Regions from separate parts of the Mus musculus genome. Here regions 2, 3 and 4 are each linked to region 1. The links are chromatin loops, found by intact Hi-C in ENCODE. Cell type or tissue: heart. All regions are shown on one strand.

Evidence for each region. Peaks named below come from ENCODE experiments on the same cell type or tissue, not always from the same donor. Only the 100,000 strongest peaks of a DNase experiment are listed, where the experiment ranks them.
Region 2: a loop joins it to region 1, with 1.9 times the contacts of the local background. A loop is called at or near these places in 3 of 42 quality-filtered maps.
Region 3: a loop joins it to region 1, with 2.0 times the contacts of the local background. A loop is called at or near these places in 6 of 42 quality-filtered maps.
Region 4: it touches region 1 in a loop (2.0-fold over the local background); 6 of 42 quality-filtered maps call a loop at or near these places.

What each region holds. Positions count from the first base shown.
Region 1 is chr4:150,783,785-150,786,284 of GRCm38, forward strand. No RefSeq gene overlaps it. Among named protein-coding and RNA genes, the nearest start is that of Gm51276, 13 kb to the right of the region's middle. In heart, no CTCF peak of the experiment used is centred here; DNase peaks (open chromatin) are centred at 807, 1,017 and 1,617; H3K27ac peaks cover 1,113 bases.
Region 2 is chr4:150,830,585-150,833,084 of GRCm38, forward strand. The region is part of intron 3 of 1700045H11Rik (RIKEN cDNA 1700045H11 gene); the gene reads right to left. Among named protein-coding and RNA genes, the nearest start is that of 1700045H11Rik, 23 kb to the right of the region's middle. In heart, no CTCF peak of the experiment used is centred here; a DNase peak (open chromatin) is centred at 1,497; H3K27ac peaks cover 808 bases.
Region 3 is chr4:150,689,568-150,692,067 of GRCm38, forward strand. No RefSeq gene overlaps it. Among named protein-coding and RNA genes, the nearest start is that of Gm36600, 14 kb to the right of the region's middle. In heart, a CTCF peak has its summit at 1,362 (motif pointing right); a DNase peak (open chromatin) is centred at 1,424; H3K27ac peaks cover 927 bases.
Region 4 is chr4:150,707,604-150,710,103 of GRCm38, forward strand. The region is part of intron 1 of Gm36600 (a long non-coding RNA gene); the gene reads left to right. Among named protein-coding and RNA genes, the nearest start is that of Gm36600, 3.7 kb to the left of the region's middle. In heart, a CTCF peak has its summit at 1,060; DNase peaks (open chromatin) are centred at 548, 718 and 1,148; H3K27ac peaks cover 1,434 bases.

The DNA.
Region 1 (2,500 bases):
CCTCTGTGTGTTATGCACACAGGTAGAGGTAGGTGGATGGGGCATGCCAAGGAGGACATCAGATATGCTGCTCTGATCATCCTTTCTCCGCCCTCTGCAGTGTTGGGGCTACAGGACCCAGGGCCACCCCTAGCTTTTTATATGTGTGCTGGGATCTGAACTCAGGACCATTATACAGTGAGTATGCTCAGCCATTGAATACTCTCATCACCCCACGCTGGACAAACCTTGAAGGCAGGCTTTGGTTGGTGTGTTCTGGTCACACAACTCCTCATATGTGAGTCCTAGTACAGAGCAAGGCAAACCATCGGAAGATAGCAGAGAGGAGGCAAAAAGACGCCTTCCACTCATGGCTACAACACACATGAGCCTTTCAAATGGCTAGGGCTAATTGTGAGCACCACCCACCCATCCACCTACCCACCCATCTACCCATCCATCCATTCACCCACCCACCCACCCATTCATCCACCCCCCCATTCATCTATCCACCCATCCACCCATCCACCCATCGTTCTATCCATCCATCCATCCATCCATCCATCCATCCCTCCATCCATCCATCCATCCATCCATCCATCCATCCATCTGGCAATCACTGACGGGCCTTGGGAATGTAATAAAGGTTTAGTCAACCCACTACCAGGAGTCGTTTGCATCTGCCAGGCCTCAGAGAACCAGTGCAAATTACAACAGCCAGGCCACAGCCTCCTGGGTGTGAGCTGAAGGAGCAGGGACACCCTGGGAAGAGAGCAGCTCGCCCAGTCCTCAGGGAGTGACTTCACGACCCGACTGGGACTTGAGGACATGAAAACAGATTGTCTCATACCCACTTGAACGTGCTGGGCTGCACGGACTTCATGTTTGTAAATTTTCCACTGTCTCAATCAAGTTGGGGTGGCTTTGTAAAAATTATTATTTCTATGACTATCATTACTGTTATTTGGCCTTGCTCTGTGCTTTGACTTCCCTTGCCCTTTCGATTTCCTTTCCAGCCCTCAGGTCCGGCTGCAGCTCTCAGAGGGACCTTTCCTAGTAAATTGTGCTAAACACAGCACTTCGGCTTGTTTTCATTCCTCTGGTATTGCAAGGCCCACCTCCAGGCTCCAGGGAAACCATGGGGGGCATTTTCCAGACTGCTTTCCAGTATAAACACAGCTTGAGAGGCCTGCCTGGCTTCACTGCTGCCCACATCTTTGGGTCTCTGCTCCCTGCTCCCGGGTTGGGGGCAGGGAGGGAGACCCCTGACCTCCTGTAAATATTTCAACACAGCCAGTTCTCTGAGGAATTACAATTTGTGCTTTTGCGTCAACTCTGAAGCAATCATGAGGGAGGCCCTATTTTTATGGCCTGGTGTACTTTCTCGATAATGGGACATTTTAATACTACATTTTTTATGGCTATTAACAAAAGAACTTCATGGCCTAAAACTCTAGGGTTGGGAGGGACACAAAAGAGGAGTCCAAGTAATTAGATCGTGGTGTCTAGTTTGACCCAGCCAAAGACACCGGCAGATCTCAGAGAACTCTATGGGATTGAGAAATCTTTCTGGCTACAAGCCTGGCCTGCTAAGTTGAGAGCATCCATGCCCTTAAATGGAGCCTATAAAGCAAAATTCAATGAGAGTATCGGAACAGAGTGTTTCATAGCTTCTCTTTCCCTCATGTGTGTATATCATATCCACGTGCGTGTGGGAGCATGGACCCGTGTTTGTCCTAGGAGGTCTGAGGCTCATACTGGGTCTTCCATGAATGTTCTCCATCTTATCCAATGAGATGGGCTCTCTCAGCTGAACCCAGAGCTCACCAGTATGGTGAGTCTGGCTAGCTAGCTTGCTCTGTTGAATCCTTGTATCACCCTTCCTAATGCTCCAATTATAGGCAGGTCCTATGGCCATCCAGCATTTACAGGGGCTCTGGGGATCCGAACTCTGGTCCTTATGCTTGCACGGCAAACACTTTAACAACAGATCTGTCTCTCCACCCCAGGACAGAATGTTACGAGGATACAGGACAAAATTCCTGGTAGGTACCAGCAACTGTGAGCAATACTCAACATATACACATACACACATACATACACACATACACACATACATACCCATACACATACATACAATGGTTTTTTCTATACATGTTTACCTTTGATTAAATTTAACTTACAAATTTGGCACAGTAAGCTATAAGCCACAATCATTAATCATAACAGAACAATTATAGCAATATGCTGTAACAAGGGTTAAAGGTATACCGGGCAATGGTGGTGCACGCCCTTTAATCCCAGCACTCGGGAGGCAGAGGCAGGCGGATTTCTGAGTACGAGGCCAGCTTGGTCTACAGAGTGAGTTCCAGGACAGCCAGGGCTGCACAGAGAAACCCTGTCTCAAAAAAAACAAAAAAGAAAAACAAAACAAAACAAAATAAAACAAACAAACAAAAAAAATTAAAGACTTATAGTCTCTCAAAATGTCTTACTGTTCCTCTCTACTCTTAAAGGAAGC
Region 2 (2,500 bases), 47 kb after region 1:
ACATCACATAGGGGATCGTTGCAACCACCCCCTAATCAGTCAGGGGACAGAGAGCCTGTGGGTGCTGCAGTTACCATCATATCCCAAGGCCATGGGCATTCTTAATTTTTTGGTAGATCATCTTCAGCATGTGACTTGGGTCCTGTGGTCACCACCTGCCTTAGTCAGGGTTTCTATTCCTGCACAAACATCATGACCAAGAAGCAAGTTGGGGAGGAAAGGGTTTATTCAGCTTACACTTCCATACTGCTGTTCATCACCAAGGAAGTCAGGACTGGAACTCAAGCAGGTCAGGAAGCAGGAGCCGATGCAAAGGCCATGGAGGGATGTTCCTTACTGACTAGCTTCCCCTGGCTTGCACAGCTTGCTTTCTTATAGAACCCAGGACTACCAGCCCAGGGATGGCACCACCCACAATGAACAGGCCCCTCCCACCTTGATCACCTACTGAGAAAATGCCCCACAGCTGGATCTCATGGAAGCATTTCTCCAATTGAAGCTCCTTTCTTTGTGATAACTCCAGCCTGTGTCAAGTTGACCCAAAACCAGCCAGTACACCACCTGATCATATCTTGGAAAGAAAGCATTGGAAAGAGATGGGGCCAAGAAGTTGGGATTGTATCTGAGCCCCCACCCCAAGCCATTCCCACTGGCTAATGACTAGGCGACACCACACAGAGACCCTATATGTGCAAGGGGGATACAAAACTTGAGTCTTTTCTTGTTTGTTTTGTGTTTTGTTTTATTTTGCTTTGTAGCCTCGTCTGGCCTCCAACCCATAGCAATCCTTCTGCCTCGGCTTCCTACTATTGGGTCTGAGCCTTCAAAGACAAATATAGCCCTTGAATTCAGGTAGATTATAGATCCAAAGAAAACTCTGTGCTCCGTTAGGGGAAGAATTGTTATTGGGTAGATAACTCAAAGAGAAGTTGTTCTTGGCCACTCTCCAAGAACAGCTCAGACACTACTCAAAATGCTTACTTTCATAGTGCCCTAGACTTTGAATAGTGCTTATGTAAAAAAAAAAAAAAGAAAGAAAAAGAAAAAGAAAAGATAATCCAATAATTTTGCTTGTAATTTTTTTTCCTGGTGCTGGGAATTGAACCTAGGGCCATGATTATGCTCAGCAAGGCATCTGCCTTGAGCGATTTCCCACTTTTTAACATAGTCGATGGTTAAGACAGTTCTCTGCAGAGTGAGGACTTGGGGAAGGTAGGGTGAGTCCTATGTGTGCCCTACTCTGATGTCCCCAGCACCCGCAGACCGAGTCCAGTGCCCACATGAGATGCACAAGCCAGGAGTAGTGACTAAATTAAAGATTAAAGGTTTCCTAAGACCCTGGGCGGCTGTGGATGGTGACTGAGATGTTTTCCTTGTTTAAACACAGGCCAGAAGGATGCATATGCTCCATTCGGTCAGCAATGTGATCAGAATCCATGGAAAGAGCACCAAGAAGCAGTGGGAAAGTATGTTGGGTCAGAACTTGACCTACATGGGAACAGGAACGGAGCCCGAGGGACATGGTCGAGGTCATGGGAATGGAGGGAAGCAAACAGAAGACCCTGGGTGTACAGCCCTGTTCCGTGCTAACAGACATGGGAGGTAGAGATAAGAGGAGGCGAGGTAAGGACATATTTGGTTATGACTGCTTCCCCTGCCTGCTTCCCTCCTTCTCTCCTCCCCATAAAGGAGGAGATTTTTACAGACTGAGGGAAGCTTGCTAGTTGATAGAGGTTAACTCTGCCCATTCATTCCCAGAACTGCCTGGGAGTGCTGTTTGGTCCCAGAGCACACAGGGATCACACAAAGCTGCTCTTGAAACAAAGGGGGAGGGGGGCTTGGTGCTGGCTGGGGTGCTGGGGCACACATCTACTCCTTTGACAAGCCCTGTAAGGTACCAAGACAGAAAGTAACAGAGGGAGGTGGCATTTAACCATTGCCCAAGAGCACTCTGACAACTGCCAACACAAAGACACTGGCAATGCACACAACAGCAAGAAGGAAAGGGACAAAGTGGCAAAGACAGGCCAGGTGGCCAGTCCACTACAGCGATGGGTTGAGAAAGCCCAGCCCCCACTCCCCTGCCATACTCTTGCTTGCCAATAATTTTGCATGTAGTTTGTTTGTTTTTTTGTTTTTGTTTTTGTTTTTTTGTTTTTTTTGCCACAGGCCCTTTGCACAAACCCCAAGAGATCAGAATCAGACCTCTGCTTCTTACCACCTTATCAGGGGCCATCTCCCATCTGAAACAGTCCTTTTATTACCATTCTCATCCTTCTTTCCGACCCCCTGTCACCCATCCTGCATATGATAGATTTGGTATGGTCTGTAGAATGTGAGCGTGCTACCAGTGAGCAGGAACTTTGTTCAAGAGCGAATCTCTGCCCACCTGGAACAGATTTTTAATCAACACCATGGGATGAGCACAGAGGTCCCAAGAGTAAGAACAAGACAGAAAGAATCAGGAGAGACTTATGGTAGCAAAACTCCCAGCATCTTC
Region 3 (2,500 bases), 94 kb before region 1:
CCTTAACGGGTGCGTAAGACATTGATAAGCTTATCCTCATGTTCAAACTGGTTATGATCACTCTGAAGACAAGACGGGAGGTCGAGAAACTTATCTTTCTGGACATGGGGGCTTATTATACGTTTATCAGGGACTGAAGATGTGATATTCCTCTGGGCCCATCATAGCCTCTGCAGACTTTGGACCTCACCCCTTATCTGGAGCACGCCGGCTCCTGCCCCTGCCTGTCTCCTGGGTGCCTGGTACCTCCCGGCTTCAAGGATGCCCTGGCTTTTGGACTTGGCTCCCTGGTATCTTGTTCTTCCTCTGAACTACTTTCCAGATGCCGATCCTGTGGGTCCGGAACACATCTGCCTTCTCTTCCCAAAGCCTCCCAGCTTCCCAGCCCTGACCTAGGCCTTCTAGGCTGCACCGTCGGCCACAGTCCACGGATGGAGCCTACCGACTTTACTTCTGAATCATCCACTCTGCAGTGAGGCCTCTGTGTGCCTGTTCACATCTATGTGTGGAGGCCAACATGGGTATCACTCCTCAGAAGCCACCTGGGCTGCGTTTTGAGAAAGTTCTTAATGGGACTCAGGGCTCATTGATCAGGCTAGGTGGGCTAGTCAGGGACCCTCAGGGGTCTCCCCGCCCCCCAGATTTTTATGTGGGTGCTGGGTCTTGGTGTTTACCCAGGAAGTACTTTCTCCACTGTGTTCGCCCTCCGGCTCCTCAGCCCAAGTTTTCTTCTTAAAGCTCTCTGGGTGGTACACAGTATAAATGCGTTCCTGCAAAGGTCGGGCGTTAGAGCTGTACTCCCAGGACAACCTGGGAGCTAGACCTGCAATAGAGAGTCAGGGCCAGGCCTCTGCTCTCCTGAGCAGGTCGACGCCATTGTGGAGGGGTGGGTTCCTTGCCTTCAGTGGCTTTCCAATGAGAAGATACCTTGAAGCACGCTCCTCTCCTGAGCGTGAGTGCTCTGGCTTTTCAGCCTTTCGCTATGGGGTGAAACAAGAAAGCCCCCAAGAGATGCTGGCCCCTCAGCCCGGCCTTTCCAGACTCCAGAATGGCAAAAGAGACATCTCTGCTGGGCACCCACCCAGTCTTAAAGATGCTGTTTGAACCACACAAAATGTACCAAGACCCGGCTTCCCAAATTCCCAGACGAACGTCCCATGGTGAATGGTGGCCGACTCTCTACCTGTCCCAGCACCTTCAACCTTGGGCCCCCGAGCTGCCCCCAGATGAACCATCATCTTCACTTGGCACTCTGAGTGCTCCATGTCCTCTGACCCCATCTCTGTCCTCACTTGGCACTCCGAGTGCTCCATGTCCTCTGGTTGGTTCAGGGTCTCTGCTCTTCTCCCACCTTGCAGAAGGGGGAGCCCTCCATCTCTCTTCCACAGCTGTTACAGAAAGAAGTGAGCTGCTCCTGGAAGTGTGACTTGTCCACACTAGATGATGTCTGCCAAGATGGCCTCTTTCCAGAGGGTGTGGCCTTCTTGGAGGCCACAGCAATAGAGTTTATGATGGTACAGATGTCGGGGTTTTATTTATTTCAAAGATGGTACCTAGGATACACCACCCTTGAGCTTTTGGTCTTCACCATTCCCCTCCCCTCCCCTCTCTGCTCTTCACTGGGCTCTGTCTTCCATTCTGGAAGCTTCCACTTCCTTCCCCAGCCACCTGCTAACTCACTCAGCTGTCTTGCTTTGCGAACCTCACATTAGAGGTTCTGGGATCAGCTCTGCCCACCTGAGGCTTGGGGGTGCATCTGTCTTGCACTCTACTTTGCCAGCTCAGGTCTGCACACACAAGTCCTCTATGGTGCCCTGAAGAGTTGACAAAGGTTAACAAGAGACCCTGCGGCATCCCTTGGAAAGTGGGCAAGACAGGGGCCAGAGAAGGTGTGAGCAGCAGGCGCTGTTGTCACACATGAGCCTTGGGTTTGGTTGTGTTTCTTTTGGTCCAGACGGGGGCTTTTCAGAAGGACCCGAGAGCTGAGTGTCTGTCAGTTACTCAGAGTTCAGGCTTGTCTCCTTCCTTATCAAAGGTTCTGCTGGGAGTACCAGGAAGTTCTTAGGTTAAACCGGATGTTTTTCCTCTGGGAAGTGGATCAGGGAAGTGACTACTCGCTGAGTAATCTTTAAAGTCTGGAGACCCTGTGCTCCATCTCTGATGCTTTATCTCCAGTGCACGCAATCCCTCCTCCCCACACTGGTCCCTTGATTGACAGCTCCAGTGGCCCACAGCAGGGTCTGGAAGTGATATCTCACTTGCACACAGAAGGGGCTACAGTTTGGATCTTAAATGTCCCTAACAATCTATGAGGCAAAGACTTGGGCCCCAGCGGGTGCTATTGACAGCTGAGGCTCTAAGGTCACAGGAGCACACCTCTGAAGGGGACTGTGTCTCCTTTCTTCTTCTCCTCTATCTCTCTTTTTAAAATTCAACTCTTACCAAAGCAAGTTAAGGAATGGTTTATTTGTTTATTTACTTATTTAAGATTTATTTATTT
Region 4 (2,500 bases), 76 kb before region 1:
GTAAGGCCCTCTGGCTTGCTCATGAATCCCCAGCCGTCCAGATGTTGGCCGAGGATTCTTGTTGCTGGCTGTACTACATGACCTTGGCCGTGGCTCCGGTTATTTGCTTCAAACAAATACCCTTACTTGTGGCGTTTCTGCCGTCACCTCTGTTCTCCTCAGGCCTTCGGACTTTACTCTCACTTTTCATTTCTTCTCGGCCCTTCCTTCACACAGCTTCCCTGGCGTTCTCCAAACAGGAAGACCTGGGAGCATTATTTCAAGGGCAAGAATTTGGCAACCGTCCCTGAAAGCCAAGCACAAACTCTGCAGGGGTTTAATGATGCGCCTCAGAGGAGGCACCTGCTCTTTTCCACCCACCTCTGGGCACCCGTCCATCCAGCTAATGAGCCGTGGCCCAGTCTCCAACCCTCAGTGTGAAGGCCTCTTCCCAGCCACTTCTGCACGCATCCCCAGAGGGTCCCTCCTGCAGGCTGTCAGTGGTCATTGTTCTCTGGCCTCACATACTGCCAGTCTGTGGGTGCTTCCTTTCCACACACTTATTTCCAAATATGCATTTACCCACCTGGAAGTAAAACCCCAATTCCCCAAGTCCATCCACAAAAGGTCAGGGAGTGCCAACCGGGGCCCTGAAGAGTCGCTGACACGTTCCAAGCACAAATTAACCAGTGTCAAGCAGCCAGGAAGGAGGCAGGCGGGCGCCATAGCGCCAGGTCCTGAGACTGTATCTCCACATCTGCCAACTTGCTATCATGGAAAGCCATCTCTGCCCTGTGACTCAGTGCCCTGTCGGTGTGGCAGCCGCCCTGACGAGTGCTCCTCACACCACCACAGGCCTGGGGGCAAGGGTGCAGGGCTCCTAGCATGTAGAGTATCTGGGGCTCAGGGATCTAGCTAGCCAGGCCAGGAGCACCTCTGGGCTCAGCCTTTGCCTCTAAAGACTGGGCAAATCGACAGGCTCTGTCTACAGAGCTGTGACCAGGATCAAAGCGCTTCAACACCAAGATATTCAACAAACTCCAAGGTCCTTCCATGGAGGACAGTTGGTACTATGTAGTACCTCCACCAGTGGGCTCCACCTGCTCACTGCTGGAGTCTTGCTGTGTGCTATCTCTAGGGGCTAAATCTATCAGCAGCATCAGAAGTAAGTAAAGAGCCGGGGTGAGAGGCACAGCGAGGATCCACAGACCCAGGGGGAGTGAGTGTCTGAGGAGAACCTGCATCAACTGCACAAAAGCCTCAGGGTCTTGTGGCCACACTCTGTGCCAAGGAGGAACTGGTGCCTTCAAGAAACTGGTTCAGGGGCTGGGTCATGATGGCTCAGTCAATAAAGTTCTTGCCACACAATTTTAAGGAATTGAGTTCTGTCCTTAGAACGCATGGTGGTGTGTGCTTGCCATCCCTAAATTGGGAAAACAGAGTCAGAGGGAGTCCAGATTCGCATAATCTACAGGCCCAGGATCCCACTGAAGGACTCTTGATTCAATAAAACTTCATCCTGAGGAATGATGGTCCGGGTTTACCCTGCCTCTACACACACCCAAGTGCTTGAGCATATAACAGCATGCTTATACTCTCTCTCTCTCTCTCTCTCTCTCTCTCTCTCTCTCTCTCTCTCTCTCACACACACACACACACACACACACACACACACACTAAGGGGTTGGGTGGAGAAACTGGATCAGGGTTTGGTAGTAGAATTCTGACCTAATGTGCGTGAAGCGGGTTCTGTTCCTAGAACCAGGCAAAAGAGAGAGGGGGTGAGGAGAGGCAGAGAGAAGGAGGAAAAGAAGAGGAACGGAGGAGAGGGGAATCGGGTAGGAGCCATGATAAAGTACACCTCAAGTTCTTCTCCCAGTCAGGGCTCATGATAGATGAACTGGCTGCCCCGCCCCCCCCTTTAGAAGGCTGAAACCCAAGGCTGCAGGGAGCCAAGGCTGACACGGTCTACTGAGTCCTCAGAACCTGTTCCTCTGTCACTTCTAGAACATTGCCAGGGTCCAGGCAGCTGCTTGCCCCCGGCCTGGCTTCCGGCCTGCAGCCAGAGCAGACACACAGCGCCTGGCCCTTGAAGGGCCCCACTAGGCTATGGTTCTGTGATTATCTTAAGCTTCAACCTTTTAACAATATTCCCTCGGGTTCTGGCTGGTAAGTCAAGTCTCTGGGACAATGGAACTTGTGCCAAGTTGGGAGGTAGGGCTAGAAGAGTCAGGGTTGGGCATATCCACCCTGAGCAGAGTCACAGGACAGAGCTGGGGGTGGGGGGAGGGGAGGGAGAACTCTCAGAAAGGCACGCTTAGTCTCCTGTGTCTCCGGAGGGAGCACACCCAGTTAACTAGCAAAGAGGAAAGGTTGTGACAGCTCAATAAAGACCCTGGAGGAAGGCAGGCAGGCCTTTGTCCTGTTTGGGACAAGGAATCTGGCCTTTCTTGAGGCACTGCGTTGGGGAGCCATGGGGCTGGCTCAGCCTCAGCCCTCCCTCCCTCCCTCCCTCTCATGG